Regions from separate parts of the Mus musculus genome. Here region 1 is linked to region 2. A link is a loop called in an ENCODE intact Hi-C map of the cell type or tissue named here. Cell type or tissue: gastrocnemius. All regions are shown on one strand. Region 1 overlaps Pik3cb (phosphatidylinositol-4,5-bisphosphate 3-kinase catalytic subunit beta). Region 2 has its middle 18 kb from the start of Esyt3.

The links. Peaks named below come from ENCODE experiments on the same cell type or tissue, not always from the same donor. Only the 100,000 strongest peaks of a DNase experiment are listed, where the experiment ranks them.
Region 1: it touches region 2 in a loop (11-fold over the local background); 29 of 42 quality-filtered maps call a loop at or near these places.

Annotation. Positions count from the first base shown.
Region 1 is chr9:99,063,255-99,065,754 of GRCm38, forward strand. Pik3cb (phosphatidylinositol-4,5-bisphosphate 3-kinase catalytic subunit beta) reads right to left here. Exons shown (of 24, transcript NM_029094.3): 12 at 2,306-2,356; 13 at 766-954. Among named protein-coding and RNA genes, the nearest start is that of Gm1123, 29 kb to the left of the region's middle. In gastrocnemius, a CTCF peak has its summit at 1,160 (motif pointing right); no DNase peak of the experiment used is centred here.
Region 2 is chr9:99,375,249-99,377,748 of GRCm38, forward strand. No RefSeq gene overlaps it. Among named protein-coding and RNA genes, the nearest start is that of Esyt3, 18 kb to the left of the region's middle. In gastrocnemius, no CTCF peak of the experiment used is centred here; a DNase peak (open chromatin) is centred at 1,540; H3K4me3 peaks cover 468 bases; H3K27ac peaks cover 355 bases.

The sequences.
Region 1 (2,500 bases), 310 kb before region 2:
GTAAAGACATATATACTAAGAAAGTCAATAACTCATTTTAAAACTACAAAGTATGTATGTATGTATGTATGTATGTATGTACGTATGTATAGTATGTATGTATGTGTTTGTCTGAGGCAGAGTTTCTCTGTGTAGCTGTGGCTGTCCTGGAACTCTGTCTGTACACTAGGTTAGTCTAGAACTCAGAGATCAGCCTGTCTCTGCCTCTGAGTGCTGAGATTTAAGGTACACACACCACCAAGCCCATCTGCCTTTAGATGAATGTTTAAAGAAATCTATTACTTTACAGACTTTTTATTAGCCAGAACAGCTCGAGCTCCTCAGATCAGAAATAAAAGTGAGTGGTCCACGAGAACTGAACAGTGCCTACATTCTGTTTATGGCTAATAAATCCTGTTATAAATGCTACAGGACATTAGACGACAAGACTCCCTGGGCAAGAGCTGGAGCTGCATGTGAAGACATAGCTGTGGCCACACCCAGGTCTTCAGAAGAGGAACTCTGCCATGGCTCTGTGAGATGTGGAGCCCTTAAAGGCTGAGACAGGAGGACTGGACATTTGAGAGAGGCTAAGGTTACATAGTAACAAAACAAAACATCCAACAAATGGAAATACTTCTGCGGAAAGACATTTTACACAAAATCAGAGTCACACACACACACACACACACACACACACACACACACACTTGTTATTTGGGGGAAAGAAAGTGGAGGGAGAGAAGGAAGAGATGGGAGAGGGAGGGACAAGGAATTTTCTGTCACCTGAGCAACATCTTCAAGTTTATTCCACTTGATTGACAAGAGTAGTTTTGGCAGTGACTGAGGGAAATTTTCTCGGCAGTCTTGCCGTAGAGTCCAAATAAGGTCCATTTCGTTCTCACACAGCTGAGACAGGGGGTCCCTGTCCAAGATTTCTTTCAGCACAGCAAGAAATTTTTTTCCACCACGACTCTTTAAGAAAGTAAAATGGCCATTATGGAATTTAACTGTGCAACCGTTCAGCAAATTTATATACAATGACTTTATAATTGTGAGCTTTACCAACTGAAATTCTGTACTAGGTTCACTAACGTGGCTCCTTTTAAGAAGTCTGCATTGTTCTGTGTTAATAGGTTATGAGTTATGTATAAAATCCAAGTGCAAACACTAGATGGCACTATTGCTTTTAGGTTAAATATATTGTACCATTTAAATAGCTTATAAAGTTATTGTTTGAGTTAAATTTTTTCTTTAACTTGCTCTGTAGATCAGGCTAGTGAGCCTCTGCCTCCCAAGTGCTGGGATTAAAGTCATGCCAGGTGGCAAGCACTTTTATCTCCTGAGCCAACTCACCATCTCCTGATTTCTACCAACCCTCAGCTCCCTACCCCAAGATAGCCCAAACATATAACGAATATGAAGATGCGTAGCATATAATATCAAAACCAACACACACTATCGCTCCTGAGCCAACTCACCATCTCCTGATTTCTACCAACCCTCAGTTCCCTACCCCAAGATAGCCCAAACATATAAGGAATATGAAGATGTGTAGCATATAATATCAAAAAACAACACACACTATCGCTGGCAGAGGTCTCAGTCTGTTCCCAGCTCAGTACATGAGACTACATGTCTGCCTTTTGCCAAAGCCCGTCCTGCCGAAGCTGGCTCTGTCTTTCTAGAGCTTTGAATTCGCTCTCTCCTTCCCGAGGCTGGCTGCTGTCAATCCCACTTAGCAGTTAGCTGAGGCGTACTCTCGAAAGCCAGTTACCTTTTCCTCATGCTCAGCTGTATTGTCACAAGAAGGAAAACACCAGCAACCTTAGTTTAGAATCAACAGATAGCACAATCGCTGGGCACAGAACCTAGAATCCTAATTTCACCAACTCTTCTAAGTTGGAAATCATCAGTGGCAGATCCGCCACTCTAACAGCCTCCAGCCTACCTCGTGTCTTCTTGTTCTCCAAGTCCAAAAGGACCAACCATCCATCCCCTCCTTCTGCCCTCCCTCTTCCTCTTTGCTACTTGAAAGAACACAGCCTCCTTAGCTAGCTGACACTAAGATAGCATTGGAATTCTGTGGTGTGCACTAGCAACTACCGTGGGCCATCCCTGAATTTATGCAGAAACGGGCTTCCCATTCAAGTCATACAAGCCACCAACAGAGCCACATTTAGGCAGCACTGGGATGCGCACACTTATCCACACTCACAGACTGCTTCCCCGTTACATCTCTCACACATTCCTTACAACAGATGAGGTGAAGGCCCCTCCTATCACAGAGCTCTGCAGTGAGAACCAGATGGAGCTTGGTACTTACTGACACATTAGCACTGTCTCCGCTGGCAAGCTCAGCTGCCTTCTCAATGATCTGTTGGAAAAAATAAAAATTTACATTTTTATCCTGATATTTGTAAAATTTCCAGTTAATAACTATGTTTGCACTTAGATTACAAGAGACTGCACATGCTTGGCACTCAAGCTTTTATAAATGGAAACAAAATTAACAAATGAA
Region 2 (2,500 bases):
GTACGTGTGCTGCCTGCATTTGACGGACAATTCTGAGCACTGTAAAACCTTTCTTGGGGATGAGCGTGGGGAGTGGAACCCTTCACACTTCCCGCAGGAGCCTACCTGGAGATTTGATGGTGAGCTTCCTAGGAAGTAGGTCTGCGCCTCTCCTTCCCAGAGCATCACCTTCTCCTTTCGCTTGCTGTTATACAGGGCTGGCTTCACAGGGCAAAGAAAATACTGCCTGCCTTCTCTCCCCTCCCTTCTGGGTCCCAGGGCAACATCTACCAGCCTTGAAGGAGACAGTATCACAGCAGAATCACATTATCTGATAGTGGGCTGTCATAAGTCAGGGCTCTTCGCTAAGCAACGATAACAAAACATGACATCTTTTCATCAAGGATGAAGGCTAAAGCCACAACAGTGTTCCATACCAACATGGGAGGGGGGGTTGGAATATAAGTTGGACGGTTGAAGCAATACAAGAGCAGCTTCACCTGTCTGTGGGAGGGATCCTGCCGCTCCCAAAGTGGGGAGGTATGCAAGCCAGGACATCCTCAACGACCCCATGCTACCCCACGAGTTCTCCCCACCTAGCCTTCCAGCCTCGCCCCAGAGACTGAGACGCAGTGGGCCTGGAGAATGTCCATGTTTTACAAGTCCCCAAGAATGTGCCCTTTGTACCAGGACTACACTTCGAAGGCTACTGACCCAGACATGGACTTAGGAAGCTGTCTCTGAAGCTCCATCCACAGAAGTGGCCCTCACCAAACACTCTTGGATAGTGGATTTAGAGTGTGCAGGAAAGCGGGAGGTCAGGGGAAATTGGAGCTGTGGATGATTTTCTTTCTTCCTTCCTTCCTTTCTTTCTTTCTTTCTTTTATACACACACACACACACACACACACACACATATATATATATATTGGGTTTTTCACACACACACACACACACACACACACACACACACATATATATATATATATATATATTTTGGTTTTTCGAGACAGGGTTTCTCTGTGTACTCTTGGCTGTCCTGGAACTCACTCTGTAGACCAGGCTGGCCTCGAACTGAGAAATCCGCCTGCCTCTGCCTCTCAAGTGCTAGGTGTGCGCCACCACTACCGGGCCGTGGATGATTTTCTAACTGAAGAAGCTGGCTGGATTCAAGGAAGACGCTCTCTCCATATGTAGAATGTAGAACTGTATGAAAAGTCTCCAGAAGGCACATGAAGTCAACTGTGAGGGACTGAAGCTGATTAGGCACAAAGTGTCCAGAAGTGCCAGGCTACCCTGGGGTGGCTAAGTTTAGCTCCAGAAGGCTGATCGAGCAGTTGTCTAGATGAGAATTTGGTCTGGAGTTTTGACAAACATTTGACACATGAAAACGGTGGACTTGAACTCAAAATGTATATTTCTCTGGTACCTGAAGTTTAGAAGGTTAGGAAATCCCACAGAAAGGAGAAAGGGCATGGTTTGTTTGTTTGTTTTTTGGATTTTGGGTTTTTTTTTCGCTCTACAATGGCGCCCTCTGGTGGTCAGTACAGGCACTGTCCCAGCTTGCCAGGCTTCCTTAAGCGGCCAGAAAGACTGTCAAGTAGAGATACTAATAATGATCGTGATCGTAGAAATAACAAATACTGCATGCGGAGAAGCTTCGTCGGCACGTGGTCAGGATACTTTGCTAGGGTCTTAGAACGCATTAGGCCGTTTGATCCCCACATTAGCCCTAGCGGTGAGTAGTCATATGATTCCAGCATCAGAGGAAAAGACCCCTGGCCCATAAAGTCATCAGTACAGAGAGATAGTAGTGAGCATATACTACCTAGGGGGTTAGCAAGTGATGGAGTCAGAGTCCCCAGTCTATCTTCGCCAACAGGCCTGTGACATCTAGGGGTGCCCAGGTCTTTCAAAAGAGGTTGTAACCTCCAGAGCTGGGAGGTTTCAGGAAATGAAGATTTTTTTAAGGCTATAGGCACACTGGCAGCACCAGCCTTTGTTATGCTGATGTAGTATTTTGTTATTTAACCATACCCTAACTGTGATTCACCTAGGACCTTGACACACTTTGGCTTACAGATGCAAAGATCATCTTTACCAACCTCTCATTTCTATTTCCTAGGAGAGAATAGAATTTTGGGGGTAGAAGATTTTAGGCTGAAACCTAGATTTTACTGGGCTTATTTTATTTTGTTTATTTTACTTTTTGAGACAGGATCTTATGTATAGCCCCGGCTTGCCTGGAACTTACTGCAAAGACCAGCCTGGTCTAGTACTCACAGAGATCCACCTACCTCTGCTTCCCCAGTACTAGGATTAAAAGTGTGCACCACCCCCAGGCAATGGTGGAGCGTGCCTTTAATCCCAGCACTCAGGAGGCAGAGGCAGGTGGATCGCTGTGAATTTGAGGCTAGCCTGGTCTGTAGACCTAGTTCTAGGATAGCCAGGGCTACACAGAGAAACCCTGCCTCGAAAAAGTGTGTACCACCACTGTTAGCATTTTGTCTAAGCTCTGCCC